Linked DNA regions of Homo sapiens: region 1 is linked to region 2. The links are chromatin loops, found by intact Hi-C in ENCODE. Cell type or tissue: Calu3. All regions are shown on one strand. Links, peaks and the distances in the headings refer to the core of each region. The heading gives the core; the rest is flanking DNA. Region 1 has its middle 32 kb from the start of MZT1. Region 2 has its middle 85 kb from the start of MZT1.

What was found. Hi-C counts contacts between places; a loop is a spot of excess contacts. Peaks named below come from ENCODE experiments on the same cell type or tissue, not always from the same donor. Only the 100,000 strongest peaks of a DNase experiment are listed, where the experiment ranks them.
Region 1: it touches region 2 in a loop (8-fold over the local background); 17 of 110 quality-filtered maps call a loop at or near these places.

The regions. Positions count from the first base shown.
Region 1 is chr13:72,687,433-72,703,850 of GRCh38, forward strand. It overlaps the pseudogene RPL21P110. Among named protein-coding and RNA genes, the nearest start is that of MZT1, 32 kb to the right of the region's middle. In Calu3, for the core only: no CTCF peak of the experiment used is centred there; no DNase peak of the experiment used is centred there.
Region 2 is chr13:72,634,753-72,651,170 of GRCh38, forward strand. No RefSeq gene overlaps it. Among named protein-coding and RNA genes, the nearest start is that of MZT1, 85 kb to the right of the region's middle. In Calu3, for the core only: no CTCF peak of the experiment used is centred there; a DNase peak (open chromatin) is centred at 8,849.

The DNA of each region.
Region 1 (16,418 bases), core at 4,907-12,906, 53 kb after region 2:
AATGACTGCTTACTTAAACATACTCATTAAGGTTCACATTTTTGTTTTAATTACTGAACTTTTCTTATGTTATGTATTTTTCTTTGAGTATATAGTTTCATCATGTTTGTCAAATTGCCTCATAAGCAAAATGGGTTTTGGCAACATTTGCCTACCTTTTTATATAGCATGATGAACATACAGTTCTCACACATAGCATAACAGTAGAAACAAATGTCCAACAACTAATAACATGTCCATAGTTATGAATTGACCACATAAATAAACAGACTGTCCATTTTCCTGTTCCCATTTTATGAATGTATGATTCAATTTTACTTCCTTTGATGTCAACCCTTAATTTCTCCTCTAGTCTTCTCTAGTCCACATCATCTTGCTTTTCCCATTTTCTCACTTGCCTACATGCATGCAAAAGAAATTCATAGTAAGAGCCAGCATTTATGCACTTTATGCTACAGGAACTGTTACTTTCTTTATAGACCATATCTTTTTTCCCAGTAGCGCTAAAGAGAGCTACTATTATTATCATATCTATATAAGACATGAGGACACTAGGGCTGACTAAGGTTTAGCTATTTATTCAAGTTCACACAGGCAGGGTGTTTAGATTATTGTTCAGCAAAACTCTCTTCCCTTCCCACCGTTGCATAGTAGACATCTCTGCATTATTGATGTTGTACTTGACCATAGGATTTGCTTGGGTCCATCCAATATTAGCAGACATGATGTGAGCAGAGGCCTTAAATATGCATCATGAATTTGGCTTGTCTCTTTCATTCTGGTGATCTGTCATGAGAGGAGTATGTTTCATGTGAACGCTCCTTCTTCATTGTAAGCCACATAATGAAATATAGACAGCAGAACTCCTTCCCTAGGAAGTCAATGGTCCCAGGAGTATCAAGACTCATGGTATAAACCTGAGTTAAACCTGTAGCCTAGAAACCAGAGCCTAGCTGAGCCAAGTCGCCACTGACTTGCAGTCCCATGAGCAAGGGAATCAGTGTCAGTTGTTTGATGTCACTAAAATTAGGGTCATTTTGTTGCTAGGAACTGAATGTTTGTCTACCCATGAAATTCATATGTTCATATGTGAAAGTCTTAATCTCCAATGTGATGGTATTTGGATGTGGGGGCTTTTGGAGATGACTCGGTGATGACGGGGCAGCCCTCATGAATGGGATTTATGCATTTATAACAACACAAGTAAAGCGATCTCTCTCTCTCCACCATGTGATGATATAGCAAGAAGGCCGCTATCTGCAAACCAGGAAGAGAGCCCTCACCAGGAACCACATTGGTCCACACCTTGATCTTGGACTTCCCAGCCTTCAGGACCATGAGAAATAAATCTCTGTTGCTTAAGCTGCAGTCTATGGTATTTTGTTATAACAGCCCAAACTGACTAAAACACTAGTGGTGCAGCATTATTGAGGAGATATTAGATAGTAAGTTGTAGAGCAGGGATGCAAACCTATATCTATCAGATGCCAAAATGGAAGCACTCACATCTTACTTGATACTGCCTATGTGTGAATTGATAGAATAAGGGATTGAACACAAGATGTATAGCTTCAAAGTCTGAGGATTATAGGTTAAGTGATTTTTAATAGTAAAAAGGAACATAACCCAAGACAATGAATAGGGAAGATCAGGGCCTTAAAAGCATCTGGGGAAAGGAGATAATATCTATGACAAAGGGCCTCCCATGTTCAGACTTCACACCCACACCCCTTCTTCCACACTGCTGACCCAACCTGCACCTGTGGATACCACAGAGAGGACAGAACCAATATATATTGGTTCTGGCCCAAGGAAAGCACACTGCTCTAGAAAAATCCTGGAGTTACTATTTTGCATATTTTTTTCATCTTTCACTTTAAAGGATTAAAGAATACTTCTGCACATATTTCCACTGGTTGCAAGGATCCAGAAAACCACTTATGAGTCAGTATTTTACAAATGTTCAAATGTAAGTGGATTCTTTTTGATAGCAGCATCACTTTCTGATGGGATAGGAACCCAGAAATTCACAATAGTGGTTTTCATTAAAGAGCATTCTTGGCACTTTTTATGGCAAAAATTATTAGCACTTGTCTTTTGGCAAAATTCCAAGCTAAGAAATGATATCATACCTGTTTATGCTCCTCCCATGATTTCAATGTCATTCTTCTTGCTTTCTTCCTTGAAACAATGTGACATTACTATGAATGCCTAATTCACTTCCAAAGTCAGTGAGCCATGGTTTCTCTTTTCTTAATACCAAGGCTTTTAGAGTTTTAATTAACTAATCATTATAAAGCAATCGTATGAAAGGAAATACAGTATTTATAACATTGATATCAACTGATTTTATAATACTTAAAGTCAGTAAGATCAGTAAAAGAGGCAAATTAGGAAACCTCCTAGTTCTACTGCAATTCCATCACTTATGATATTTTAAATAGTTTTTGCCAGCATTGAGGCTTCTCTAAACAAGACTTACTGCTTAATCTAGATTTCAGGTTCACTTGATTAAAGATAGAAACACTTTAGAGCAAGAATGAGTGAGCCTAGATTTTATTTTACTTTGGGTTGCTAAATTTATTAATATCACGCATGAACCTGGAATTTATTATAATGCCTGAAATCATGCCTTCCCAGAGGTTGAAAGTGCTCCCTAACTCATATTAGTCATCGTGTGTGTGTGTGTGTGTGTGTGTGTGTGTGTGTGTCCGCCTGCATGTGTAGACAGTGAGACAGAGACAGAGATAGAGAAGCAGAGAGAGAGAAGAACAGAGATTTTAAGAAATTAGCTCAAGAAATTGTGGAGGCTGGGAAGCCAGAAGTCCTCAAATCAGGCTGGCTGGCTGCAGATTCTAGTAGGAGTTGAAGTCTTCAGTCTGAAAGCAGTCTAGAGGTTATGGAGGCTGAGAAGTTCTATGATCTGCCATCTGCAAGCTGGAGACCCAGGAAAGCCAGTGGTATAATTCAGTCTGAGTCCCAAGGCTTGAGAACCAGGGTAGTTGATGGTAGAAATCCCAGTCTGAGAGCAGGAGAAGTTGAAATGAGATGTCCTATCTCAAGTGTTTAGGCAGAAAAAAGGGGGCAGATTCGTTGATCTTCCATCTTTTGTTTTTTTCAGGCCCTCAATAGAGTGGATGATGACACCCGCATTGAGGAGGACAATCTACCTTACCCAGTCCGCCAATTCAAATGTCAACCTTATTTGGAAACACTTTCATAGAAACACCCAGAAATAATATTCAATCTGGGCACCCCATGGCCCAGTTAAGTTGGTACCTAAAATTAACTATCACACATGGCAAAATGAATTTTGGAGATATGATTGAGTTAAATTTTTTGAAATGGGGAGATTTTCCTGCATTATTTGGATAAGCCCAATGTAATCACAATTCATTGTAAAAAGGGTGCAGGAGGATACAGAATCAGGAAAGAACGGTGACAGTGGAAGTGGAAATTGGAGTGATATCCTTTAAAGACAGAAGAAGAAGCCACAAGCCAAGAAATACAGGTGGTCTCTAGAAGCTGTAAAAGGCAGGGAAACAAGTCTCTCCTAGACCTTCTAGAAAAGCTGCAGCTCTGTTAGCACCTTGATTTTAGCCCAGTTTGATCCATGTTTGCAAAAGCAGTGTATTAATAATAGAAAAGGTAGATATTTCTAGCAAAATTTTAGTACAACCTCTACATCATTTTTATTGGGATTTAAAAACATATACCATTATTTTAAATAAGCACTACACGTCTGCAATTACCAGCTAGTATCTTTGTGAGTGATTTCAGTTATGATAGCCATTAATCATGTATCCAAAAAACTTCAGGCTCTTGCCCTCTCATCATGTGATGCCCTCTGACACGTTATGATGCAACATGAAGTTCCTCACCAGATGCTGGTGCCATGGTATTGGACTTCCAGAATTGTGAGCTAAATTATGAGCTCTTTTCTTTAAAAAACAAAAATCAAAAAACTTCAGAATCATTTCTTCAAATTATTTAATTACAAATGGGTAGGTCAAATTTCAAAAATAATATTACATGTCTATTTGCATTGAGAGCCTATCTTAGTCTATTTGTGCTGCTATAAAGAAATACCTGAGGCTGCATAATTTATAAAGAAAAGAGGTTTATTTGGCTCACTGTTCTGCAGGCTATACAAGAAGCACAGCAATGGCATCTGCTCAGCCTCTGGTGAGGGCTTCAGGCTGCAACCACTCACAGCAGAAGGGAGCCAGTGTTTGCAGAGATCATGTAGAGAGAGAGAGGTGGGAGGTAACAGGCTCTTATTAACAACCAGTTCTTGAGTGAACTAATAGAGTAAGAACTCAATTTTTACCATAAGGACTGCACCAGCCATTTATGAGAAATCTGCCCCCATGATTGAAACACCTCCCAATAGGTCCCCACCTCCAACATTGGGATCAAATTTCAACATGAGGTTTGGCAGGGTCAAACAAACCAAACTGTAGCAGAGCCTAACTCTATTAGTCCATTCTCACTCTTCTATGAAGAAATAACCGAGACTGGGTAATTTTAAGGGAAAGAGGTTTAGTTGACTTACAGTTCCTCATGCCTGGGGAGTCCTCAGGAAACTTATAATTATGGCAGAGGCACCTCTTCACAGGGCAGCAGTAGAGAGAATGGGTGCTGAGTGAAGGAGGAAGCCCTTTATAAAAACATCAGATCTTGTGAGAACTCACTCACTAGAATGAGAACAGTATGGGGAAAACCAGCCCTATGATTCAATTATCTCCACCTGGTCCTGCCCTTGACATGTGGGAATTATTACAATTCAAGGTAAAATTTGGGTGGGGACACAGAGCCAAACCGTATAACTAACACACCACAAAACCATTGCTAAGAATACTGGTTGATATAGTTTGTATATTTGTCCCTGCCCAAATCTCATGTTGAATTGTAATCCCCAGTATTGTAGGTGGGGTCTTCTGGGAGTGATTGAACCATGGCTGTGGATTTCTCATGAATGGTTTAGTACCATCTCCTTGGTGCTGTCCTCATGATAGTGAGTTCTTGAGAGATCTTGTTGTTTAAAAGTGTGTGGCACTTCCTTCCAACTCTCTTGCTCCTGCTCTGGCCATGTGATGTGCCTGCCTCCCTTTTACCTTCTTCTATAATTGTAAGCTTCCTGAGGCCTCTGCAGAAGCTGAGGAACTTATTGGGAACTAGAACAAAGGTCACCCTTGTTATGCCTTAGCAAAGAACCTGGCTGTGTTGTGTTCATGCCCTAGGGATCTGTGGAAGTTTGAACTAAAGAGTGATGATTTATAGCATCTGGCAGAAGAAATTCCCAAGCAGCAAAATATTTAACATGAGGCCCGGCTCCTTCTAATAACCTACACTCAGATGTGGGAGCAAAGAAATGACTTAAAGTTGGAATTTATAGTTAAACAGAAAGCAGAGCATAAAAGCTTAGAAAATTTGCAGCCTGGTCACATGGCAGATAAAGAAAAAGCTTTCTGGGGAGAGGAATTCAAGCTGGCTGTGAAGCAAGTACTTGCTACAGAAATCTGCATAACTAAAAGAGAGCCAACTGCTAATAGCCAAGAGAATGGGGAAAATGTCTGGAAGGCATTTTGGAGATTTAAGTGGCAGCCCCTCCCATCACAGGCCCTGAGGTCTAGGAGGAAAGAATGGTTTTGTGGGCCAGACCCAGGGCCTCACTGCCCTGCGCAGCCTTGGGAAATTGCTCCCTGCATCCTGACCCCTTGGCTCGATTTGTGGCTCAAAGTTCCCGGATACAGCTCAGGCTGCTGCTTCAGAGGGTGTGAGCTCTTCGCCTTGACGGCTTCCATGTGATGTTAAGTCTGTAGGCATACAGTGCAAGACTGAATGAGGCTTGGCAGCCTCCATGTACATTTCAGAAGATGTATGAAAAAGGCTAGGTGCCCAAGCAGAAGCCTGCTGCAGGGGCACAGCCCTCATAGAGAACCTCCACTAGGGCACTGTGGAGGGGAAATGGAGACCCCACACAGAATGTTATCTTGTTTTATATTATTCTTGTACATGTCCTGTCTTAGACCTTAGATGATACCTTTCTTTTTTTTCCTTTTCTTTTTATTTTCTTTTTTTTTTTTTTTTGGAAACAGTGTCTTCCTCTGTCACCCAGGCTGGAGTGCAGTGGGGTTATCTCAGCTCACTGCAGCCTCCACCTCCTGGGTTCAAGCAATTCTCATGCCTCAGCCTCCCAAGTAGCTGGGGTTATAGGCACGTGCCACCACAGTTGGCTAATTTTTGTATTTTTAGTAAAGACAGGGTTTCACCATGTTGGCCAGGCTGGTCTCGAATTCCTGGCCTCAAGTGATCCGCCTGCCTCAGCCTCCCAAAGTGCTAAGATTACAGGCATGAGCCACTGCATCTGGCCTAAATTTCTTGATGGTAATAATGTTCTTATTTACAGATGTAGTGAACGTATTAATGAACACCTACTGTGAGCCATTATTATTTTTATTCATATTAACATCACACAACAAAATCACACAACTAGTCATCCTGGTGGAGCCAGGGCTATTATCTAGGCAGTTCGACTCCAGAAACCTGGCTCCAAACCACTACCTTATGCTGCCCTCTCATGTGTGGGCGCTCAACAAGTACTTGTTGAATAAGTGAAATTTAACCCAGGCAAGCTGGGTTAGTATTTCTGAGCTAAACACAGTTTCTCAGAAGACCACACAAGTGTTTAAGAGGTCACGAGAAATGACTGGCTAACCATAAAAAAAACAAAAACAAAAACAAAAAAACACGACAGAACCCCAAACTGAGACTCCAAGTTAGAAGGCTTGTCTAGCGCACCAGTTTTCATGCACCTGGTTGGCTAAGAGGGAAATCTTAGATGATGAATGGAGGGGAACACACAAAAAAAAGTGGGATCCAAAGCAATGGGCAGTTTTCCACATCATTATAGCCGTATTTTGTAACAATTTCTTTGGCAACTGACAGCAGGCATTTAAATCAGCTATTTCCTCCTCAGAATTCCTCTCCAAAGAATAATAATGGCCTCTGCAGCTCTGAAGGAAATGTAGCCCCTACTCGGATACAATCTTATCTGGGAAATTGCCGTGGTATTCGTCACAGCTGTCACTGCTCTGAGCCCATTAAAGATGTGCTGAGTGTAGATCCACAGGGTCCTGTGCTCGGAGGAGCCCTGCTACACATTCTTCCCAGGTTTCAGCAGAAAGACAAAAACCACTCGGTGTGCTGGGGGCAGAGTCTCCTCAGAGCTGGGTCAGCACGAGAGAGCCATTCGTACAGTCCTAAAGAAGTTACTCTATGGCTCGGGTTATAGATATAGAAAGACACTTGCAGTGACACCATTGAGATGGGCAGAACACAAGAAAGAATTTATGCAAAAAGCCCAGATTTTTATTTCTTTATTTGGAGAGCAAAAGGAGAGCTGAAGACCTAAAACATTGGGGTGAGGGCGTCGGCCTTGAGACTTTGCACCAGAGTTCTTCTCAGTTTGTTTTAGTTGAATAGTGAGCTGCTTCAACCTCTATTCTTTACAGTAAAAAGCTGAAAGTCTAATCCTTGATGATATGTCATTTAAGAAACTGGAGCACAGACTGACTGGGGTCCCACATTTAGCATCCAGTAGGACCTGAGGTGCCAGAAGTAAGACCAATAGGACTTTCTAAAATTTGGTTCTGCAAGGAAATAATGCTTCTGCAAATCCAATGTAATGTTTCTTCATACAAAGTACCCCAGATCAGATTCTCTTTCATTCTAACATTTATATTTGTTTTTAACCCACAGTTGCCTTTACAAAGAAACAGGCATGAAAAATAGCCTTCCACTCAATATGCCAAGGAAGATAATTTACTCAGAAATTACATTGTCCTGGAAACTAATTTACTGCACAGCTTAAATGTGAGCAGCTTATTCCCAGAAAGTTATTGACTCACCTTGACTCAAAATAAGATCAAGTATCTTTGCCATCCACAGCACAGAGTTTTCTAAGCCAGAGACCCCAGGACTGTGTATAACTTACTCTCTAAGATAGCAAGCCACTTGGAAGTCACTACGGATGTGCTTTACATCCACCCTTCTCAGAACACAAGACCCTCCCTAGATCCCTGAGGATTGTGGGCATTCCTAGCACACTCCAGAGTTTTACTTTTTTGTTTTGTTGGTGAGGAGGCAGTTATGCAAAGGTGGGAGAGAAGTGAGCTCGGGTAACACCACCACCATGATAACTGTCATGAAATTTCATCAATTCTTTCACTGCTTTCTGTTTGCTCACCCCTCCCCGACTCTCTCTGTTGTACTTTCATTGTAAGAGAAGAAGCCATGTCTCTGTTCCCACCACCATTCCTGACCTGGAGCGAACATTCAACAAACGTTTGTGGACTGAATGAATGATGGGACTTTACTCCATTTCATCACTTCCCATTTTCCATTCTCTATTTTTCCTCCTTTTTTGCTGATGGTTCACTCTTTATTTTTTTGGAAAGCCAGTTCTAAGATAAACAGTAGCAAAAGCAATAGCTGAAATAAAGACAAAAGACTTAGTTTCTTTGAACTGTTTTTATTTTACAATTTGATATTACATTATTAAATTATGTTACTGTTTCCTAACACATTTTCCTTTGTGTAACTCACTTATCACCATTTGGCTCCTTGTAGGTGCATAAAATAATTTTCTCTTTGATTGTAATGAACTAGAGTAAGGGTACAACTGTCTATGCAGCTCTACTCAAGTGCCTAGTAAAGTAGTGTAATCACAAATGTCTCTGAAGAATGACTGTAGATAAATGACAATGGCACACAAATACAATGGAAAAAAGCACATTAGAATTACTGGCATGCTAAGAAAAGCTATATACTGTATTTAACTTTTGTGCTATATTTACCTAGTCCTCACAGCTTTTATCTTTTTTTTTTAAGAGAACATTTTGAGTTTACAGCCGTGATTTTATCACTTTTTAAACTTATATTATTATCCCTACCTGCACTATATCATAATTAAGTATACTTCATTTGTACCCCCAATTAAATCCATGTGTAACATAAAAAATTACTCTGTATTAATTTTAAGTATATTGAATGCTGCCTTTTATGTAAAGGTCTGCATTAAAAGAGAGTATAGTAGTATTCTAAAGCCAATGAAACTCCATCATTTATATCTTAATTGAGATGTTTGGACATAGATGTACTTATATAAACACAAACTAATTTAAAGTTTTCTTTTTAATTTTAAGCTTAATATGATTAAATTAGTTATGGAATAATCAGTTGTACTATAATCATATTGTACTGTTCAAACTGAATGAAATATACCTCCCTTTATTTAAAAAAGTCTGCAGAATTGATTAAATAGATGACAATGTAATTTCCATTACAAGTGCTTTTTCTGCCATCTAGTGGAAAAATGAAATCCATGAGGATTCATAATTTATATGTTTTAATTCTATTGTCTTTTAAACTATTTAGGAAAGGCTTATTGGAAATCTCAAGAAAAGAAAACAAAACGTTGCATTCCCTCCCTATTTCTGATTTGGTCTGCAGGTAGACCAGCTGTGGATCACCTTAAGCATTCCTCATGTTGCCAAAGAAACTAAATACAGAAAAAGGTAGAGGGAACTCTCTTAATTAATTAGTTGGGGGGAGGTGAGTTGTTTATTTTTAAAGACTATCCATTTGCCCAAGCTTTTTCAAGGGCTGCCTTACTGTCTGGTTTTTGCTTGTGGAAGTATTTTTCTTAACCATTTAAATACCAGCTCAAAGGCAATTCCCTTGCAAAAAACTTGCTTGGTTCCTGGTGGAATGAACTCCCATGGCTTGCTAACTATAACTCCAGTTCCTGTTCAATGATTACACCATCCTGCCAAGTTCTATGTTGTAATTCGGTGAGTCTGTCTCACTTGATTGTGAACATCTTGAGGACAGGGAACATGTGCTGTTCATCTGTCTAGTCTGTGGTACTATTCCAGACAATGAATATATGAACACACTTGCTGCATGTATCATTTTAAATATGTAGAACTGGAGCCTACTAAAAGCCATTTCTAATATAGGGCAGCCAGGTCTTACATGGGCTATTCTGGGGTATATACATAGATTTCAGAGCTGGGATTTGACTAAACTTCCTAGCTCGGATTATTGATTCATTTTATCAACCCTTTTTTTTCCCCAGCATGTACTAGGTAAAATATGCTGCTGACAATTCCAAGAAGTGGAAAAGCTAGCTGCCATCCTTATGTATGAAGGCCCTGTTGGGTGCCTTTCTCTCTGTGTTCCTGGAATGATCTGTACTTTCTTCTATCATAGTGCTTATTCCTGTACTGCATGTATTGTCTCCATGAACTCCTTGAGGATGAGAAGACTGTCTTATCCATTTGTATTTTCAGCAACTAATATACTGTCTGCATATAGCAGAGGCTGAGTAAATATTTGTTGAATAAAGAATCATGAAAGATACAAAGAATTGCAAAGGATAAAAAAGAAGTATTAGATAGTGTGTTGTCTTAAAGGAGCTTAGGCATCATTTAGGGAAATAATTACTTATATATTCTGACCAGAATGTTCTATAGTTAATAGATATTAAATATATTTTTGTTAAATTAATGAAATGAGAGTCAACTTCTATTTCCAGGAAAAATGCTAAACACTTATGCTCTATCCTCTGGAAGAGCATAATCAAGTGTGAAGCAATAAAAATGTTCACCAATACTTACATTATTAAGCACGTTGTGTTTCCTGCCAAAGTATTAGACATCCCACCATAAACTGGTGTAGTTAGAAATGGCTTCCCAAAGAAGGAAGATCTTTGTCAAGAACAAAGATCTGAAAAGTGTGGAAAAGTCTGAGATTTTACCCGAGTTGTAAGCTGAAAGGTTAGATTGCCACATTTTCATAGATGCTGGCAAAGAAGGAGAGATTCCTGGGTCAGAAACAAAAGACTTTATTACTCACAGCACAGCAAGCACCATGAGCTTCATGTTTGCATTTTTTTCTCCTTGTCCTCCAAGTCCCATAGGGGTGATAAAAAGCAGCCTCCAAGATGTTGCACACGCTGTGAGTTTGTATCAGAGCAGAGGAACCCCATGCCAAGGAAACCCCAATTCTCTAAAGGGGGCTTTTAGCAAACCTGTCCAATCTTTGTCCTGGAGGGAGCCATTATACTCATTATCCTGGTCAGAAAACAAATCTGCCCGATGCCCTGGTGAAAGACACTATCTCTGTGTTTCAAGGTTGTTTGCTACACAAACATCCTTGAAAAGACAGCCCAGGACAAAAGCTATCAACATCTTCTCAGAAGATGGATAGAAATACAAGAGCTCCATGGAGAACTTTCTCTTGACAGTTTTAATTTGGTTCTCGAAGGCTGAGTTTGATTTGGTCAAGTAAGAGGAAAAGAACAGATGTTCCAAGAGGAAGATTTTTTTTTTCTTTTTTTTGAGAAGGAGTTTCACTCTGTTGCCTAGTTTGGAGTCTAGTGGCGCACTCTCAGCTCACTGCAACCTCTGTCTCCTGGGTTCAAGCTATTCTTCTGCCTCAGCCTACAGGCATGCACCACCACACCCAGGTAATTTTTTTGTATTTTTAGTATAGACGGAGTTTCACCATGTTGGCCAGGCTGGTCTCGAACTTTTGACCTCAAATGATCCATCTGCCTCAGCCTCCCAAAGTGCTAGGATTACAGGTGTGAGCCTCTGCACCCAGCTGGAAGAATTTTATGTGCGCATATTTATTTCACGACAGATCTCTTTGGACCTCAATTTCTTCATCTGTAGAACTAGAATATTAATACCTACTTTATAAGGCTGCTATGAAAACTATATGAGGTAATGTGTGTAACGTCCATATGGCATCCAGCCCCATGTCTGGCATGTAGCAGGTTTAGTTCTTTTCCATTTTTCCCTGAACATATGGAATGTGGCTCTGCAGACTTCCCTGATATTAATAAAAAGGGGGAAATGAGAGACATTTAACTAGACCTTTCACAAATGTTTTAACTGAGCATCTACTATGTGCCAAGCACCAGGCTAGACACCATGACTGTCCTCTTGAAGCTTATAGTATGCTTCATGGGAGAAATAGAGGAGAGTAGATTTGTCTTGCTTCTATCACATAAACTTGTAGAGGGCACGCCTCCAAAGTTTTATGGCAATCCATGTGATAGAAAGCTAGGGAATTATGAAGACATAGGCAGAGCATTAACCTAAAATAATAACAGTCAACAATATGCTCTCCCAGATCACACTGAGAAAAAGGATACTAGTAATTGCAGCAGGAAATGTTCATGTGAGCATTATTGCTACCAATATATGATTTTTTAGCCATCCATTTGATAAATATTTATTATTACGACATGTTGTACTTTGTTGTAGTGAATACTCAATATGTCTTTTTTAAGGATGTTGTGCATAGTGATAGGTGCTGGAATTCCCTTGAGGGTGAGCTGGCTCCAGGGATAAGGACTTGATTTTGCAAAAGTTGGTGTCAATGTTCATCTTTATATGGATGAAGAGAGGTGTGAGAATCTGGGAGATACTGTGAATAAGATGTGAGATTTCAAGATGATTAGAATATTGATTTATGGGATGATCCTAAATTAGACCGTGAATAAGGAAAGTTGTTACAATTTTTTATTTGTGAAGAAGGTACACAATTATTTGTTTTATTATAGACTATGTTTACGCTTCAAATATTTTATGGAAATAAAATAGCAATTTGTTTTGTTTTGGAGACAGGTTCTTGCTCTGTTGCCCAGGCTGGAGTGCAGTGGCATGATCATAGCTCACTGCACCCTCCAACTCCTAGGCTCAAGCAATCCTTATGCTTCAGTCTCTCAAGTAGCTGGGACTACAGACACACACCACTGTGCCCAGCTAATTTTTTTGAACTTTTTGTAGAGATGGATTCTCACTTTGTTGTGCAGGCTGGTTTGAACTGGCTTAAAGCAATCCTCCCATCTTGGCCTCCCAAGTGTTGGGATTACAGGCGTGAGCCACCCCATTCAGCCTGTAATTTTTCTGAGAGAAAATAGTTATAAAGATTATACCTGCTTTGAGGGTGAGACTTGATCACATGACTGCTGTGTTAAATTAGATGCATTAGAATAGTATATGAAAAGCCAATTCTAGTTGGGTTTTCTGGAAGAACTATGGTAATAGCACCCTTTTCCTACCTTGTTTCCAGCATAGTGCAGACTGAATTCATTATTTGTCTAGAATCTACCTACTGGGCTAGATTGTGAAAAATGCACAGGCTGCCTGACAGCTGAGTGATGGAGGCTAACCAGGAGGGGAAGTGAATAACCTTTGAAATGGGAAGCTGAAGACAAGCTGCAAGCAAAACCAAAGAGAGGAGTGCTTCCTCTATAGTTCCTATTATTCAGGGATCATGAGATGGGCTTTAGTCAATGCTAAGATCTGGCATCTTGTTCGGTGGCTTAAAGGAGTGATAGGACCAGCAAACAATTCAAAGGACCTCACCCCCCACCCCACTACCATTGCTCTCACCGCCTCCCCTACCGCCCTGTGCTGTCTAGTGGGCTGCATTCCTTCAAGTTAAATGATACCTCTGGGACTTGCATCTCTCCAGAGTGATGGGGGCTAACCAGAAGGGGAAGTAACGTCTCAGTATGTCTGATCTGCATTTATGAGAAACAAAGCTTGGCACATAGTGCTGAAAGTGGGAGAAGACCTGAGAAATCCCAAGTGAGAAAGCATCTTCTGGCTGAGCATGGTGGCTCATGCCTGTAATCCCAGCACTTGGGAGGCCAAGGCAGGCGGATCACCTGTGGTCAGGAGTTCAAGACCACACTGGCCAACATGCTAAAACTCCATCTCTACTAAAAATACAAAAATTAGCCAGGTGTGGTGGCTCACACCTGTAATCCCAGCTACTTGGGAGGCTAAGCCAGGAGAATCACTTGAACCCAGGAGGCAGAGTTTGCAGTGAGCCAAGATCGTGCCATTGCACTCCAGCCTGGGCGACAGAGTGAGACACTGTCTCAAAAAAAAAAAGAAAAGAGAAAACATCGCGTGAACCTGGGAGGCAGAGGTTGCAGTGAGCCAAGATTGCGCCACTGCACTCTAGCCTGGGCGACAGAGCAAGACTCCTCTCAAAAAAAAAAAAAAGCTTTTTCTCTCTCCCACGTTAGTTCCCCTAGGGGTTCCCTAGTTAACCACATTTACTGCTAAATCTTAACATAGATTCTCAAACCTTTCCAAAACTGATGAAAGTGACAATGCAGGGATCATCATAATTTATCACAATTATTTGTATCTAAGTCATGCTAATGTCTGGTACATTGAAAGGTCAGGTTAATACCAGTTTTTCCTAAAATCCTAGGGCTCCCAGGGTCTTGCATTTTAACATGAGTGGTATTTTTGTGAAATTAAAACACTTTTGTCTTTGTTCCATGCAAAACGCCTCCCTCCCTCCCTCTCGCTCATTGTCTCTGAACTTGGCCTTGATTGACAAAATCCATTTCTATTAGGTAAAGCTGGTGAAAGCAGGAATGGTGTTTATCCAGGGCTTAAATTAAATCTTACAGAGCTTTTTCTCTGACTGCCCCTAGCTCCCTACAGTTTTCCGTCAGTAGACTTCCAAGGAAGCTTTCATTTAGCCAGCTGTTTGCTCCTATTTTACATGATGGTTCTCGGTGTTCAGCAGGAACAAAGATCACGGATATTCCCATTTGGGTTTATCAGAAGCAACTGAGAACAACGAGCTCTTTTTATGTTGAAAATAGAGATTTAAAATTTATTCATAATCTTTACTTCTTCTCCCAACACATTCTCATCCCCATGGGCTCCTTTCTCTAATTAGCTATGCAAGTCTTGACACTAAAATTTAGCTACATGTTAATCTTTCATTTTTATTAGTATGGTGTCTTTATCTTCCTTCCTATATAAGCACAGTATATGCTTATATTTAAATACATTATATGTTTCCAAAAATGAGTACATTAAAATGACAACTTATAAAAACATTCAGTCTAATTCTATTGGTGAGAAAAAAAAATACATCTTAAATATGTCACTTCACAACCACTGAGCCACTCCTGAAATGAAGTTACTAGGTAGGTCTAATTTATACAAAAGAAAATGGAGTTGAACATTTATGAAGCTCCTACTATGTGCCAAGTGGAATGCTATGGATTTTATATCCATCATCGCCATTTAATCCTCACAGTGCTGTGAGCTGTTGTGTTGTTATTGTCAGACTTGGAGAGGGCACAACGAGTCCAAGCCTCCTGTCTGACACCAAAGCCTGAGCTGCCTACTAAATTATATTAGAGCCAACAGGAATCTTGGGGATTATCTAAGATAGTGGTTTTCCAAAGTATGGGATGAAATGAGGTGGTACACAGGGACATTGCATTTAAAATGCATTAAATACCACAGTGAAGAAGTTGATTTCAATACTGTTCTAATCCTTCTGGCGACATCTAGAGGAAATGCAGTTCCGTGTTCTGACACTTGCTCATCTGCTTTACTTTTTTATTTTTATTTTTATTTTTTTTGAGACGGAGTCTTGCTCTGTCACCCAGGCTGGAGTGCAGTGGTATGATCTCAGATCACTGCAACCTCCACTTCCCAGGTTCAAGTGATTCTCCTGCCTCAGCCTCCCGAGTAGCTAGGATTACAGCTGCGCACCACGATGCCTGGCTAATTTTTGTATTTTTAGTAGATGGGGTTTCACCATGTTGGTCAGGCTGGTCTCGAACTCCTGACCTCAGGTGATCCGCCCGCCTCAGCCTCCCAAAGTGATGGGATTACAGGCATGAACCACCGCGCCCGGTGCTCATCTGCTTTTCTACAGAAGGAAAAGTAGGTGTTAGAATCATAGTTTTAAAAGACAATACCTAGCAAAGATATAATTCCATATTTAATTTTAATTATTTTTATAGCTATGGGAAAATAATGCTGGTTTTTCCACTTAAGAAGTCATGGATATTTTAATTCTCAAAGTACATGCAAAATAAAGGTATTGCTGTTACAATAAAAAGGCGATTTGCTGGTAGGAGAGTAGGTAGATTCACCTCTAAAAAAACAGGTGAAATAGTTTTCCCACATATGTGAAAGTAAAATTATCTGAACGACCTCTTTAAAGGCTTTTGATATAATTCTCCAAGTGTACATCTGGCGATTTACTGCTTTAGGTAATCAGAGGTCATAGTGTGGACCGCTTCTGATATAACATGCATGCATGTTCACTCAGCTTCTGGGGAGCCATAAGATACCTCAATATTCTGGCCTTTCGGCCGGAACCGCCATCTTCCAATAATTCGCCAAAATGACAAACACAAAGGGAAAGAAGAGAGGCACCTGATATACGTTCTCCAGGCCTTTTAGAAAACATGGAGTTGTCCCTTTGGCCACGTATATGCGAAATCTACAAGAAAGGTGATATTGTAGACATCAAGGGAATGGTTACTCTTCAGGTGTTACCAT
Region 2 (16,418 bases), core at 4,551-12,550:
AAATCATCTATAAACATTCTGATCTAAACTAAAATAAGTATTTTCATATTTTAAATTTCCTTTCCATATTTAATTTGTGTCATTATGACCATTGTGAACATAAAGCTTGCTTTCTACTTTTTTCTACTTATTATACCATAAACATATTTCTGTGTTCATAATTGTCACTTTAAATGCTGTCATCTGCAAGGCTTTAAGCTAGAAACTAGGGTTTATTCTGAATACTCAGCTGAACAATTGAAAGCTTTTTTTTTTCTTTTTTTAAATCTCTGAATCCCAGTAAAGAGATCTGTTGTTTTTGCCTGCTCAGCATTCATTTGCCCTTCTGCAAGGACCATGTCACAAGAACAATCTCCTTTTGGAACACCAACCTACTCCTACCTAAGCCCATTTGGTTGAGGTAGGGTTGACCCCAGCCCAGGAGTTGGGTAGTGACTGGATTGGACGAACTGACTGCATGGGGAAAAAAAGCATGTGACCCTAGTCAGTCCAGTGAGAAATAATCTTTTGCAAGAAAAGTTCTCTATCTGCTGGATTTGAAGCTAGTGGAGTGTAGGCCTGAATTTACTAAGGGGTTGCCACAGGCAAGTTTTTGTCTGGAATTCCAGTTAACATAGAAGAGTAGATTTGGACAAGGGATATGGAAAAGGAGAAGAAAAAAAGGCCAAGCTCTATCTGACCTTTTTTGAGTCACTGAATGTAGCTGTGCCTGATTTTTCAAATATTTGAGCCAATAAATTCCCTTTAAGGTTTAAGCTAATTTGAGTTAGACTTCTATAACTTGGAACCAAAATAGTCTTGAATGATACTATATCTAAGAAACCAGACACGAAAACAATAATGAAGAGGCTATCTAAGCTTAGAGCCTTTGATGTAGGGAATATATAACAACTTTCTCTGTTCATGTATTTATTTCATCTTTCACCAAGGACTATAGTTTGGATATTCGTCCCCTCCAAAACTCATGTTGAAATTTGATCCCCAATGTTGGAGATAGGGCCTAACGGGAGGTGTTTGGGTAATGGGGGCAGATCTCTTGTTAATAGATGAATGCCCTCCCTGAGGTGGGAGAGAGTGAGTGAGTTCTCTGTTAGTTACCATGAGAACTGGTTGTTGAAAAGAGCCTGGCACCACCTCCTTCTCTCTCTTGCTTCCCTTGTGATCCCTGCACATGCTGGCTCCCATTCACCTTCCACCATGAGTAGAGGCAGCCTGAGGCCCTCACCAAAGGCAAATGCTGATGCCATACTTCTTCTACAGTCTGCAGAACTGTGAGCCAAATAAACTTTTCTTTATAAACTGCGCAGCCTCAGGTATTCTTTTATAGCAACACTAAATGGAATAAGACACCCAGATATAAATTAAATATGATAAATGGGGTCTAAAACTTGAAATTTATCAAATGCAGAGTTGTGTTATTATGAGGTTCATCAAGTGACTGAGTGAGCCTGCAGAGCTAGCTGGGTTGTTCCAGGGTTTGGCTGCAGAATCCAAATCCAACCTTTTTCTAGCTGCTGCTTGCTGCTTCCTGATAATCAGAGTTGTCCACTCTGCCTTACATAATGGGGGGACAGGATAAGTGGCAGTGATTTGAGGGTTCTGCTGCTTAGTTGGAAACTTTTGTTGATCTGATCCAAGATGAATGGGTTAGAAGAATACTGGGGACTCAGGGACCTGCCTAAGGACTCTCTTCCCTGACCCAGGCCTCTCCTCCCCTCCCTCACTTTCTCCTTTACTAGAAAAGAACTTTAGTTGTGAACAGGACTGGACAGAGGAATATACCCAATTAGCTCTATCTCAGGGTTTTTCTGCTGTTGAGTTCGTTATCTCTTATCCTGTTGCAGACATGTTAAAAGTATATATATGTATGTGTGTACATATATATGTATGTATGCATGTATGTGTGTACATATATATGTATGTATGCATGTATATGTGTGTCTGTGTATATGATTTAATTTAGTCCTAAGTTGATATAAGGCAAGTCCTATTCATTTGGCCATTTTATAGATGAGAAAATTATTGAATATCAATAGAAATGACCCCGGATGCTCCACTTTGAGCCCCTCATTTTACACATGAGGACTGGGAGCCATGAGTGGTCACAGCTGGTCCAAAAATATCCAGCAAGGTGGTAACAAGCTCAGGGATTGAGCTCAGTCCCGGGACTCAGTTCTTCTTTCCTTCCCTTATGCTCACTGTGTTCTTTGTTTTTCTGGCTCATAGCACTTAAGAACAGATACAGAAATTGGGGGAAATTAATATTTGACAATGAAAAATAGAGATAGAATGCCAAACTTCAAAAACAGTGACGAGGGAATAAGAAATTGGGGGAACAGGCCATTTTGGAGTTCGGTAAAAACAGGAGAGAGAAGATCCAGACAGAGCCTCCCTTAGAAAAGAGAAGAAACAGAGCTCATGTTCTTACTTTTAACTGCCATATTTATGATCTCCCCTTCCAGGTTCAAAAAGAACCTTGATGGAGAAAATAAACATGAAAAAAACCTCAAAAATGGTTAAGAAATGAAATTTTTACCATTGAAAGGAAAGAGAATACATGTCAAAAGAGGTAGTATTTTCCTAATTATTAAATAACTTCTAGCAAGACAGTCGGGAATAGGTAAGTGCAAGCAGTGGACTTACGATTGGGTAGAAATCAGGGATTGTGAGATGAAGGTGATTTCGAAAATCAAAATAACAGAGATAGTGGGTAATTTGCTCACCTAATTAAGGCTCAAGTTAAGCTCAAGTCAGTGAAGCTAGTACTTGAATGATGCCTACGGTGAGTGACTGGGGTCAATCTGTGTGCTCTCCTACTCCATCCCATCGTAAGGAAACACATTAAAAGAAAGAAATGGCCAGTTTCTCATCTTTCTTAATGCATCACACGGATCAGATCCAAGCACAAATCTCTCTTAAAGAGCTTGGATAAGCACCACATGGTGCCGAGTAAAACAGACACAAAGAACCCCAAGGTGGCTTATTTAACTCACTAATTGTTAACTGGTGGGAGGTGGGTGATGGCAGAGAGCAGGAATGGGCCCGCCTTCTGCATGAATGAATTCAGCACATGGAATTCATGTTCATATTTACATTTATAGCTTACAGAATTTCTATGTCATTGACCCCAAGCTGATAAACATAATTACAAAGTTCATTTTAATTTCACAGACTTGGCCAATCTCATCAGTCTCCCCATTAGGTTTTCATATTAAAAGAAAGAGGAGAAAAATGAGAAAGCATATATTTATAGCCAAGAATAAATATAACAATAATAAAGGAAATAAAAAAGGAAAACGAATCTTGGCACAGTTACTTAAATTTTTCCACCTTTCTCATATGGATGGTTTCCAAGTTCTACCATTTCAAAGAAAACACCTCATCGAAGAACATGTAATTGCATGTTGTTTCCATTCTTTAAATGGGGGAAATGAAGGCTTTTCACATACACATCATCAGCTGTGCCCCAGGAAACCTTCCATTCTTTCCAAATTAGTTTTTGTATCATTAAACCAATCAGCATTAGGTGCTTAGGATTAGTTTCTGGAATAAACCCTGAATCATTACCTGTATCATGTATGTAATAAAATCAAATAATGACATCATTATTAGCACATGAGCACTGACCCTAAGTGACCAGGACCAAAAGAAATCAGGGCAGTCCTAATACGAATCAGGCAGGATGCCTAATGAAAATCAAACAGCAAGCCTAATAAGAAACAATGTATTTTGCCTCTCTTTCAAATTCACTTTTGATTTGCTTTTCATGAGAATCCCTGTTTGAAGTGGAGCTCCCGCAGGCTAGAATTCTCAGGGCTAACTTTGAGATGAGTAACTCCCAGGTGGTTCTCTGGGCCATTTGATCTAGGACAAGAACCACTCACTCATGCAGCAAGTATTTGTTGGGCATTTACCATAACCATAGGTTTCATCGTGGCTGTTTTTCATCCAACAAACTTTTACTGAGCGCCTAGTACAAGCAGGGGAGGGTGGTAGGCTCAGAAGCAGAAAGAATAAGAGATGTCATAGACGTTACTTACAGCGTATTCATTGTATGCCAGGCACAAATACATATTCATTACTGATTAATAATTTAATAATCCCAGCAGCTCCATGAGGAAGTGTATGCTTTATCCCATTTTATAAGTATAGAAAATAAGGTTCATACAGATTAACAGACTTACCTGAGGTCATACTGCTAGGAAGGGGAGAGTGTGGTGGGAAAAATTCAATCTGTCACCATCTCAAGCAGTACCTTAGATTCAGTTTGAATCATTTGTGATTGCTGATAGTCCACCTTTTTTTGACCTACAGATGACAATTATATTCCCTCTCACCCAGAACAACTCAGGGTATGGTAAGGAAGATAGAAACATAAACAAAGCACCACAATAAAGGATGGCTTGCAGTCTGATGATCATCCATATCACCATATGCATGCACCCAGCCCCCTCCACTATCCTGCGGCCTAATCTGCAAGCCCAAATCTCTTCACTTTCTGTCCCCACCTAAAATCCAGCCATGATAAGAGAGCACATAATGTGCTCATCTGTGTCTGTCTTTATCTTATTCTAAGACTTCAACCACCCTTGTCATAACTCTCATAGGCTAGGTACAGGAAAGGTGCAGGTTTGCCCTGCCCAGGAAGGAGATGCAAATATCCTAGACAGAAAGCACATGGTGTGTGTCAAAGGAGACCAAGGCTAAACACATGGAGGATACCAAATAGAATTTTTGCAATATTATTTTATACAGAATGTTAAAAGCTTGATCATATGATCAACCTCGAGGTTCATGCCGTTAAAAGTAATGGCAAAAACCGCAATTACTTTTGCACCAACCTAACTAAAAACACATGAACCCTGAGGGAAAATCAGAAACTTATTTCTCTCTGAGGATGATTCCCTATATACGTTACATATGTAAAAATCGATAGGATTGGTTGATTAACATAATTATTGCAGGGACTTCATTTTTTGCTTCCAAGACTATCAGCCCCTTGAAAGCAAGGGCCACACCTTTTAATTCTGAATTTTTCACACATTAATTGCACATACTGAAAGTTGTTTGCTTGCTTTATTTGAGTCTCTAATAGTATTTGTAACTACTGGAGAGGTAAACCAGGTAAGAAATTGTGTCTGTAGCCTTGATGTTTACAATCACAAAAGGGCTGAGTTGCAGGAAACAATGTTTTATCAGTCAACCATTAAAAATATTCCACATGGTATTAGACCTATGCAGAGGCACAACTGACCAACGTGAAATACTTCATCTCTTTGGACAACATATCCCGTAAATTATGAAAAGAAAATGGTATTTTATGAGAGCCAGGCAACCTTATTTTCTAGGCAGCACATTTCATTCGTATTACAGTTATTAATAGGTCACTTACAGGATTCATAACTGGTGCCACTGAGTGAAGGTACCCACACGTGAACAATCACCGTGGCGAGGAGTAGTATATCTCAGTTCTTTCCAGAGCAGTAACTTTATCAAAACTATCACAGATGTCCTTTGAACTCCACTCTGACATTTGCTAATTGGATTTTAGGTTGTGCTCACCAGAGTTCCTATAAGACTTTTTTTAACTTTAAAACTTTCAAAATCTCCTTTTCAACTAATGAATTTTGCCTACCGACATTAGCATTTCCTCCATGGACTATTGCATGTAAAAGTGCCTGATGGTGCTTTTGTAACTCTCACATCAGCTAGTCTCTTGCATGAGCAAACATATTCAATATTTTTAAAATTAGAAGTTGAAGAATACACAGGATGAGATGTCACTATAAAGTGAGCTAGGACAGATAATTAAGGATTAAAATCTAAACCATTACCTCTCATGCAAGGTAGAGCAAGAAGCATGGATGTCTCATCTCCTTAGAGAAATGCAGATACAATGTATCAGATAAGGTATTCTGTAGTTTTCATTACAAAGTTAATATTTATTTTACAGCATTGAGTTTATCTTACCAACATATCTCATTCAGAAATAGAAGAATTTCTTGATTTACCACATTAAAGTAAATATTGCTGTGAGATACGTGTTAAATTTTTAATAAAAACCACCCTATCTTTGTTGGATCAAAGAAAGCTCCTTCAGCTGAGATACAAACAAAACCAAATAAAAACACATAATTTCAAATACTGAGCATCACTACGCATGTTCACCAGCCTGCCCATGACAATTGCAGTTTTATGTGGCTGAGCATTTTAGAGCTTCAATTAAGTTTATTATAAGTCATAATCTCAGAACTAAAATTTCCAATTACCTGTACCTGTAATGCTGACCCACGGGACAGCATTTCAGAACTGCATGTTCCTCGTGCCTGAACCATGCTCCCAAAAAGGTACAAAAGTGAAATTCAATGTAATTAGATTTACAAACATCATCCTTTGCCTGTGTGGGTATATTTGTAATATAGAAGATTTATTAGCATGGTGTGTTTTCTCTCTACAGGATAGAGTTAGATGTAAAAACTTAGTTTGTTTTCACTGATTCCATATTCCTTAAGTTAGCAATAAAAATTCTATTACTGAAAAGCAAAAATAACTGATATAGTGATCCTGACTCTTCTCCTTGTATTAAGAAGAATGAGAAGTCAGCAAACCCAGGAAAGACAGTTCTCCCCCTCTCCACCCCTTCATGAAGTGATTCCCCACCAGCCTGTAGTTAAGTCTCATGGAATCTCTTTCTCATCCTGAAATATGGATAGGGGGTACAGCACATGACAAAATGATCACAGAAAAGAAGATTGCTTCAAATCTTCAGGTTTAGAAGAATAAAGTCAAATCTTAAAAATTATAACATATAAATCAAATAAGTACATTTGGGACAATATAACACCTTGGCGTGGCCTCCTCTGTGCTGCTCCCTGCAATAGAAAAGCACCATGACCTAAAACTACACACTTTGCCTCCAGACTCCCATGCATTTGCACCTCAGCTCTGTCATTTATTAGCTGTGTGACCTTGAGGAAGTTTTATAACCTCTCTGTGCTAGGGTTTTCTCATCTATAAAATGGAGATAATAATCATCTCTATCTCCAAGGGTTGATATAATAATTAAGTTAATATTTGGTAAGCTCCTAGGAAGAGTCTGGCACATAATAAATGACACTGTATAAGTTTTATTAAATACAGTAAAATATTGGTTCTGCTGGCTCTCTTTATTTATATGATCAGAGAAATTCAAATATTGCCTCTTCCTCTAACTCCATGATTTTTCTCTCCCCCTTTGACCAACTCATAAGCCTTTTAATCACAAGCAGAGATATTTTTTCTCTTAAAGAAAAGCTAACATTTTGTAAACATTCTGTATGTGCCAGGCAATTATCTGTTATCTCATTCAGTCCTCATAAAATCCAGTGAAGTGAATGCTGTTATTATCCCCATTTGATAGATGAAGAAATGAAGGCATTGAAAAATTAGATAAATTCTGTATGATAACATACTTCTTATGGAGCAGAACCAGGATTTGAACCCAGGCAGTGTTGAAATTTATTTCATAGAAAGAATATATGCCACAGTACAAAAATATTCCCTAATGAATTTATGTTTTAAAGAATTATCAAAAATGTTTTAAAAATATCCCTTCTGGCCGGGCGCGGTGGCTCACGCCTGTAATCCCAGCACTTTGGGCGGCTGAGGTGGGCGGATTAAGAGGTCAGGAGATCGAGACCATCCTGGCTAACACGGTGAAACCCTGTCTCTACTAAAAATACAAAAAATTAGCCGGGCGTAGTGGCGGGCGCCTGCAGTCCCAGCTACTCAGGAGGCTGAGGTAGGAGAATGGCGTGAACCCGGGAGGCGGAGCTTGCAGTGAGCCGAGATTGTGCCACTGCACTCCAGCCTGGGCGACAGAGCGAGACGCCATCTCAAAAAAAAAAAATCCCTTCTACACCAGTCAAGCTCACTGTATATCAGCTAACACCCAGACAACCTGCAAATCCATGAGAATAAATGATTGTTGTGTTAAAACCACTGAATTTGGGGATGGCTTCTTTTACAGTATGCTTATAGCAACAGTTCACAAATACAGGATATTTTTTTTTTTTTTTGAGTCGGAGTCTCGCTCTGTTGCCCAGGCTGGAGTGCAGTGGCGTGATCTCGGCTCACTGCAAGTTCCGCCTCCCAGGTTCAAGTAATTCTCCTGCCTCAGCCTCCTGAGTAGCTGGGATTACAGGCGCACGCAGCCACGCCTGGCTAATTTCTTGTATTTTAGTAGAGACGGGGTTTCACCGTGTTGCCCAAGCTGGTCTCAAACTCCTGAGCTCAAGTAATCCACCCTCCTCGGCCTCCCAAAGTGCTAGGATTACAGGCATGTAATACTTTTGTAAACTTTTGATAAATGAAACCAAAACCAAATTTGAAAATGTCTTTAAACAAAGAAACAAAGAAACATTGAATGCCTACATAATTTTGTTAGCAAGAGAGAGAGATTTTAGGCTGACTGAATGCAACATAAAGCTTTTCCTTTAAAAAAAAAAATCCTTTCCTCTTTAAAGTCTAGTTCCATATTTCAGTTAACACACTTTTGTAATCAACAACAAAGTAGAACTGCATATCCTGCATAAGATCCAGGATTCCATGAAGTCAAAGAAAGTGCTTTGATAAAACTGTTCATACTGTATGCAAAGACAGTAACCAAAACAAAGTTAAACAAGTCAACAATTGGAGAGGAGAAACATCAATAAGTATGATGACACAAGTGTTTCCAAAGAGACGCATTCAAATGTCAAAGGCTTAAGGGATACTCTTGCAAAAACTGATAAAACTCTTGAGTAATTTTACAAAGATTACTTTTATGATTGCACTATGCAAATAAACCAAGATAGCAACTCCTCCTCCAGGGGGCAGAGCTGAGCTAGCAAAGCACAAGCTGAATTCTGTCCAAAACAGGGAAAAAATTTGATTCATCTTTCGATATTTAGTTGAAAATAAAATTTAAATTTGGCTAAATGTAAGAACAATTGTGTATATTTTTATAATTCTTAATTTTCTTTTTTAAGATAAAGCCTCACTCAAGTCATTTTTTCCTAATCTGACTTTTGCCAGGATGTTTTTTTTTTTCAGGCTGGAGTGTGATGGTGTGATCTCAGCTCACTGTAGCCTCAAAATCCTGGCCTCAAGTGATCCTCCCACTTCAGCCTCTCTAGTAGCTAGGACTTTAGGTGCACGCCATGACACTTGGCTAATTTTTTTTTTTGGTAGAGATGGGGGTCTTGCTATGTTGCCCAGGCTGGTCTCGAACTCCTGGGCTCAAGCAATCTGCCCACCTCGGCCTTCCAAAGTGTGGCCCTTAGAGATGTGAGCCACTGTGCTTGGCTAACCAGCATTTTTAAGTGGATTAACTTTCAGAAGACTTTTTCTCTCCGGTATCAATCATCCTCAGATAATGAGGTAAGGAGAACTTCCTCTCCTATATTTCTTTGAGAGCTTTCAATAAGTAAGCCCATCTAAGTCATAAAAAGATTATAACCAGAGTAATTCTGCTATCTGGTGGCAAAACAGATAAACAACAAGACCAACAAGGGATTGGGTACCAAAGAAGGGGTCTAAATCTTTATTACATTTCTTTTAAATGACACAGTTTCTGATCTCAGCCAAAAAGAACTTAAATTTTGTCAAAGAATTATTAACACGAGGGATAAAGGAAAGAAACTGAAAGGGTAGAATATTATTAAATACTGTGTGCTATGCACTCTGGAAACCATGCATTTCATTTAAGAATAAATTTGAACCATTAAGACCTTCCTTCACCAATCAAGAACTCTCCAAACCAATTCAATTGCCACAAAGATAAACTGGTCAATTTTCCATTGTTATGTAAATATTTCTTCTGACTTAGAATCATACAAAATGAATTTAAGAGCAGGAAGAGATCCTAAACATCATCTAGCCTGACATTCTCATTTTACAGATGACAAGACAGAATCCAGAGTTAAGTGACTTGTCTAAGACCATACAACTTGTCAGAGTCAATGTAGGCTCTAGAATCTGCATCTCTCAACCAAAGGCCAACAGTATTCTTCCTTTTCTCTATGCTGAAAAATAGTACTATCGTTACCAAAGAGAATTTCAACCAAAGCCCATTTCACCTCACCTGTTCTCCTCAATGAGCCTATTTCTTCCATTTGAAAAGGGGTGGAACAGATATGTCAATGGTAAGCTTCATATTGTTTTCCATACTTAAACAGAAGAGTGCCTTAAACCCACAAAGCAGGGCTGCAGGGAAAGCAGCCTGTGGATTTCATCCTCCTCTCGCTGCCACAGCCAGCACTCTGGTGCTGAACACAGCCTACACAATGGTTCTCAAAGTGTGATCCCTGGACCAGCATCATTAACATCACCGAGAATGTGTTAGAAATGCACATTCTTGGGTCCTATCTCTAAGCTGCTGGATGAGAAACTCTGAGAGTGGGACCCCTAACAATGTGTGTTTTAACAAGCCCTTTGGGTAATTCTGATGCATTAAAACTTGAGAACTACTAGTGTATACAACCAATATAGTGGCTACCTAAATAGAGTCTGATGGTGTTCCACCTGAGAGGTGGTGGCTGTGATACAGAAGTGCCAGCTTGCTTGGCAAGTGTGTTTTGTTATCTAAATTTTGAAGCACTGGCACAAAACTTTCCTGACAGCAGTTGTTTCGATTTGCTAGTGGGAGCCCATTCCAGCCTTTATTCAAGATTTGGGGGATTTTTTGTTTTGTTTTGCTTTATTCTCCACAGATAATATGTCTTCCTATCAAAGCAGAAATAGATGATCAGAAGAGAGGAGAAATGTCCTAGGAGCGCAGAGACCAGTACAAAAGACATCTCTATTGCCTTCTCTTTCTCTCCTTTCTCTACGTCCCCCACCTGTAGTTCCATCTCTGCCTGCTGAGCCACAGCCATCTCTTCAACCACAATTGACTCTTTTGTCTCCACTAAATGCTGCTTATGTGGCCCCTGTCCCTTCAGCTCCCATGACTGCCACCTCCGCCCCTTTTCACTTCACTTTTTCACTGCCGTAACATACACATTTTGGCTGCCAATTTAACTACATGGTCACTTAGCTTCAGAAGATGAAGTAATCTCATTACCTACAAGAGACTTAAGCCTAGTCAGGTGCATCTATTACAGATTAGAAGACACCCAGGTTTGGGAAAGTTAAACAAATTATTTGGTATTATTCAGCTCTTCCAATTAGATATATAAGATTGTATTTTTTTCTCTTATGTAGACATTTTACTTGAATCCAGCACTTTAGCCCCTCAGTAGCATGTTAAAGCTTGATTTTGTCCTTATATAGGTATTCTTCCTAGCTTAGATTCATCGGAAAATTTTTCTAAGCCTGCCTTTTATATTTTCAACCAGGATTTGTTAATCAGAAGCCTAAAGTACTTAATCCACCTGAGACCTTTTTTGAGGCCGAGGCAGGCGGATCACCTGAGGCCAGGAGTTTGAGAACAACCTGACCAACATGGTGAAATCCCGTCTCTACTAAAAACACAAAAATTAGCCGGGCGTGGTGGCAAGCACCTGTAATCCCAGCCACTCGGGGAACTGAAGCAGGAGAATCGCTTGAACCCGGGACATGGAGGTTGCAGTGAGCCGAGATCGCTCCTCTGTCTGCACTCCAGCCTGGGTAACAGAGTGAGACTCGGTCTCAAAAAAAAAAAAAAAGAAGGAAGGAAGGAAAAAAATAAAATGTCAGATACCAGTAAGCACTAAGGAGAAAATGAAGCAGGGAAGGAGAATACAGAGTGCTAGGGAAGATTACAGTTTTAAATAGGCTGGTCAAGAAAGGTCATTAAGAGGGGTCATTAAGATATTTTAATATCTTTGGAGGCTCTCATGTGTTTTGCTAAAACGTCAAGCATTTGTTTGACAGCACTAACCTCTTAGGTAGTTTTTGTTGAGGATTACTAAAAACCATTTGTTTAACCATACATTCTGGAATTTTCTAGAATTTAATATCAAACTTATCGGCTTGTACTTTCCTGAATTTGCCCTTTATTTTCTCAGCATCATTGGTAATATCAGCGATTCCAGTAAGAAAACACAACTACTGGCATATAAAAATAGATAGAACATGTAGTGTCACTTCAGAACTATTTGTTCCCCAATGCAGAAAAATGCCATGAAGTTACCGTTTAGAAAACATGTTTTGCCCTTCTATGCCCTTATCTACTGAAAGAAAAAATATCAGTGTTTATTATTATTATCATAGCCAGCTTCACAATCTACTAAAAACTCAGCAATAAACTGAAATGGCCACATGGATAGGAGAGAAAAATTGTGGGAGGAAAACAGGCTGAACCTTTATAACATCCTTTACAGAGAGCTGTATTCACCTTTTTGTCCCAGCCTCAACTAGTAAAGGCATAATTTATTTATCTGGAGCACCTCAAGTCAGATATAGTGTCTGCATTGTCCGGGAGATACCTTTTTATGCCGTTTTATGGCTTGGTTCACACAGGAACAATGAGTTCAAGTAATCTGGCCAAGGTCATATGCTGAGAGTTTCTGGTTTTGTCTATTTTAAAACGGGAGAACTTAATGGTTTCTTCTTTTTATTGTACTCACCAGAGTCCATCATCTTTCTCTTTACTTCTCTGCCCAATTTTACAGAAAAAAAAAAAAAAAGTCTTGAAATCTTTAACTGCTTTAACTGTTTTGGTCATTTTAGTTCTTCCAAATTTGTCAGTAACACAAATTGCTTGACATCTAATATCATTTAGTCACTATAAAATGTTTACAAAAATGAAGCATCATTGTTTCCAAAAAAAAGGGGGGCGGGGAATGCTGTGGGGATGCTTGGTAAAACCAAAAAAAATAAAATAAAAACTTCCTGCAGAATAAACAGTATCTTTGAGTCAGATTTCCCAGGGATTTACACAAAATTTGATGACGTAGCTTTGTTTGGAGAAGATTTCTAGTGATGAGCCAAAAAACTTCAAACTGTACTGGCTTCTGTGCAATAGAAAATCTTATTTTTTGCTTTCTTTCTATTTAACAGTTTTTCAAAATGATTGCTTCTGACTCCTAATTGTCTCATTGTCTTACTACACCAAATTAGAACCTTACTTCTAGAGTTCTTTCTCCAGTCCAAAATTCTGTCCTTTATTTTTTCCTGGTTTTTTAGAACTAGTCCTGGATTCAAACCCTGTCTTCTTTAGTTATGTGCTGGGTGCTGTGTGTTATTTGAGCCAGTTATTTACCTCTCTGAAACTTACTTTCTGCTAAAATAGCCACAAACAGTACAAAAACTCTTTGGATGGTTATTTTGAGAATCAGATAATAAATATGATATTACTGACAGTAATTGTTAAATCAATGTTAGTTTCTTTCTCACCAAAAATTTGCCTCGTTTGCTTAAAACAATGTTTCTTGTTACAAAAGTATTATAATTGTCAGAAATCTAGAAAATAAAAATAAGTAAAATGAATAAAATTTAAATTATTAATATTCCTAATAACCAAAGATAATCAGGTTAACAGATTGGGTATATCTTTCCAATCTTTTCTTCTACAGGTACATATAGTACTTACTTTTTTATTATCACTACCTTAAGTCATTATTAAAGTATAACATACATATGAAAAGTGAATAAAGCAATGACTTTTCACAGTGAACACACCCAATATCACTAGTTTTTGATGTGCTTTTGGACTTAATGCATGGGGACCATGACGGTGTAGTAGAGGGTTGGAGCCAGGCTCTGAAGCCATACTGCCTGAGGTTGAATACCGCCCAGCAATTTCCTAGTGATGTGACCTAGGACACATTATTTAACTGTTTTAGGTCTCTGTTACCTCATCTGTTGAATAATCATCGTTTCGCCCATTATGAAGATTAAATGAGTGAATGTAAATAATTTCCTTAAAATAATGTGAGACATATAGCACACATACAATAAGGAGAGTAATTATTAATATTGTGCAATATCTGGAGAACTTTTTCTCACAATAATTAAACTTTCCCTCATGTGCGTGAGAGTCATTTTTTTCTTTAGGAATTTGGTTAGCTCCCTAAATAACTTCTCTGCTTTCCTCATCTGCAATTAGCTAAATGGAAAGCAATCGTGATCTCAGGATAAGCCTCATGTTTACATTTGAGTTCAGACGCCCTCACCCGGTACCAAGACTGCAAAGCAGCCCCAAATACACCCTAACCCATCTTTCCAAGCATAAATCCTTTTGCTCCCTTCTATAAGCACTCCTAAATCAAGCTGCTCACTTACCTTTAAATACGTCTTGTTCTTTTCCATCTCTGGCTTTTGGGACTTCTATCTCCCTGCTTCCCGGAAATACCTTTTCCTATCATGCTTTCCAAACTCCCCACATCCCTTGAGGTAGAGCTTCCTCTCGCCTCTGAATTTAGTATTGCCCCCAGTTGGCAATCACCATGCACTGCCGTATTAATATCGTAGCAGTTCACATGTGTATTTGGCACTTATAAAACACCTTCACATACAGTGTCTCTTTTGATCTGCCCAACAATCTGATGGGATAAATAAAGCTGTGATTATTATCCTCATTTAGCATCAAGGAAATTGACTCTTGGTCATGAAAACACCTCCAGTCCCCACCTAGAATGAAAGTTCCTCCAGACTGAAGACATTATGTTTCTCTTCGTTTTCTTGACCACAAGACATATTTACTCAGGAATTGATGATCTACTACTCAAGTAATTGTTATGAATACAAATAGCAAATTTTTCGTGCCTCCTACGTATCTCTGGGCTAAACAGAGATGGTTATCATTTATTTATTTAACAAGATGTTAAATGTCTACTATGTGCCAAGCACTGCATTCCATCTGTGTGTGCTAGGGGTTTGTTAGTGTGCCTATCTTCAGGTTATGTGAAAGAGTACTGGATTACATGCTAAAAGAACCAAAGTCAACTACTGCCTCTCTGACATACATGCAGACTTCCCTTGTTCATTTCTGGACCTCAATTTCCTCATCTACAATATGAAGATAATAATCTCTGATCTGACTACATTGCAAGATTATTATGAAGATTAAATAAGGTATGCAAGTTCTTTATACACTTTATAAAATATAATAGTATCAATGTTATGCATTTGTTGTGACATGGTTCTTCCTCTGTGACCCAAAAATCCAGTTGAGATGACAAGACATGTACCTAAGAAGACAAGTTACAACATAAAATGGCCTGTGCAAATGTTTAATAACTTAGAGTGGTGGAAGGTGTAAATATATCACAACTTAGAAAATAAGGTAACACTGTGCCTTTAAATTCGGAAGATTAAAACATTTTTCCAAATCTTAGTTTGTCCTCCATTTTATTAATGTTTAAATCATGAAAATATTAATTCTTCTTGTGGGAATTAACTGTCAACCAGAAATAAGATTATCTATTTGGATTTTTTAAATGTTTCTAATACCCTGTATTACTGCGGTAGTACTTCACCCAGGCTCATTTCATTCTTCTACACCTATTCCAATGGAATTGCAAGAGTTATTGTCCCCCTGGACTTCCGAAGTGGAAAGAATAGGAGAAAATGTAAGGAAGCTGCTCTTTGATCTCCGTGTACATCAATTACAGGTAATAAATCCCCTGGCAGTTGAAGCTAAGACAGAATCTCAAAAGCACGTGGACTTTTCCTATTAGAAAATATAAACCAAATAGTGACTATTTGTTGTTTAGATTTATTTTGTGAGTAATGTAACTGAAAAAACAACCCGGCATTGAAGGATGTATCATTTTTAATCTCAGCACTTTTAGCTACTGCCAACACCAGATAGAGTATCTTATTGCAATAATTCAAGGATTTCTCTATTAGTTTCTCTAAGCCCTTAAAGCAAATGAAGGCTCTTATGATATAAAACACCTTCTTTCTCTATTTTTTTTTCTCAGCTCTCAAGCCTAAATGCATTTCAGGGTAGAATTTTAAATGAACTAGATAAATGAAATTCTACCTAACTGTATTAATTTTTGACACTCTTTTTATGATTCTTTTAAAAAGAACATAGAAACGAATTGCAGCTCGGGCTGCTGTACAGTCATGATGAATAGCATGCTACAAATAATATTTTTTTCAAACTTTTGAAAGAACAACTTAGATTTTTAATCTCTTAGGTGGGTTTACAAGCACCCTATGTCGATAACCAACCAAGGAGCTATGAATGAGGTTTCTTAAACATAGAAAAGCATTCGTCTATTAAAGGAAGCATTTTCATACTTTTACTCCCTATTGTTTAACCTTTTGTTCCCATCACAAATATCTACACGTAGTTTTATCTCTGACCTTGAGGGACTGTGTAGTTTTATCGAGGCTTCCTTTTAGATCATAGATGACCTTCAGCTGGTATCATTGAGCTCTGACCTGCCTCAGTGATCTGTTCACACAAAATACATATGCTGAGCAGTGCTCGTGTGTGCAGTAGGGGTAAGTGAATTATTTAC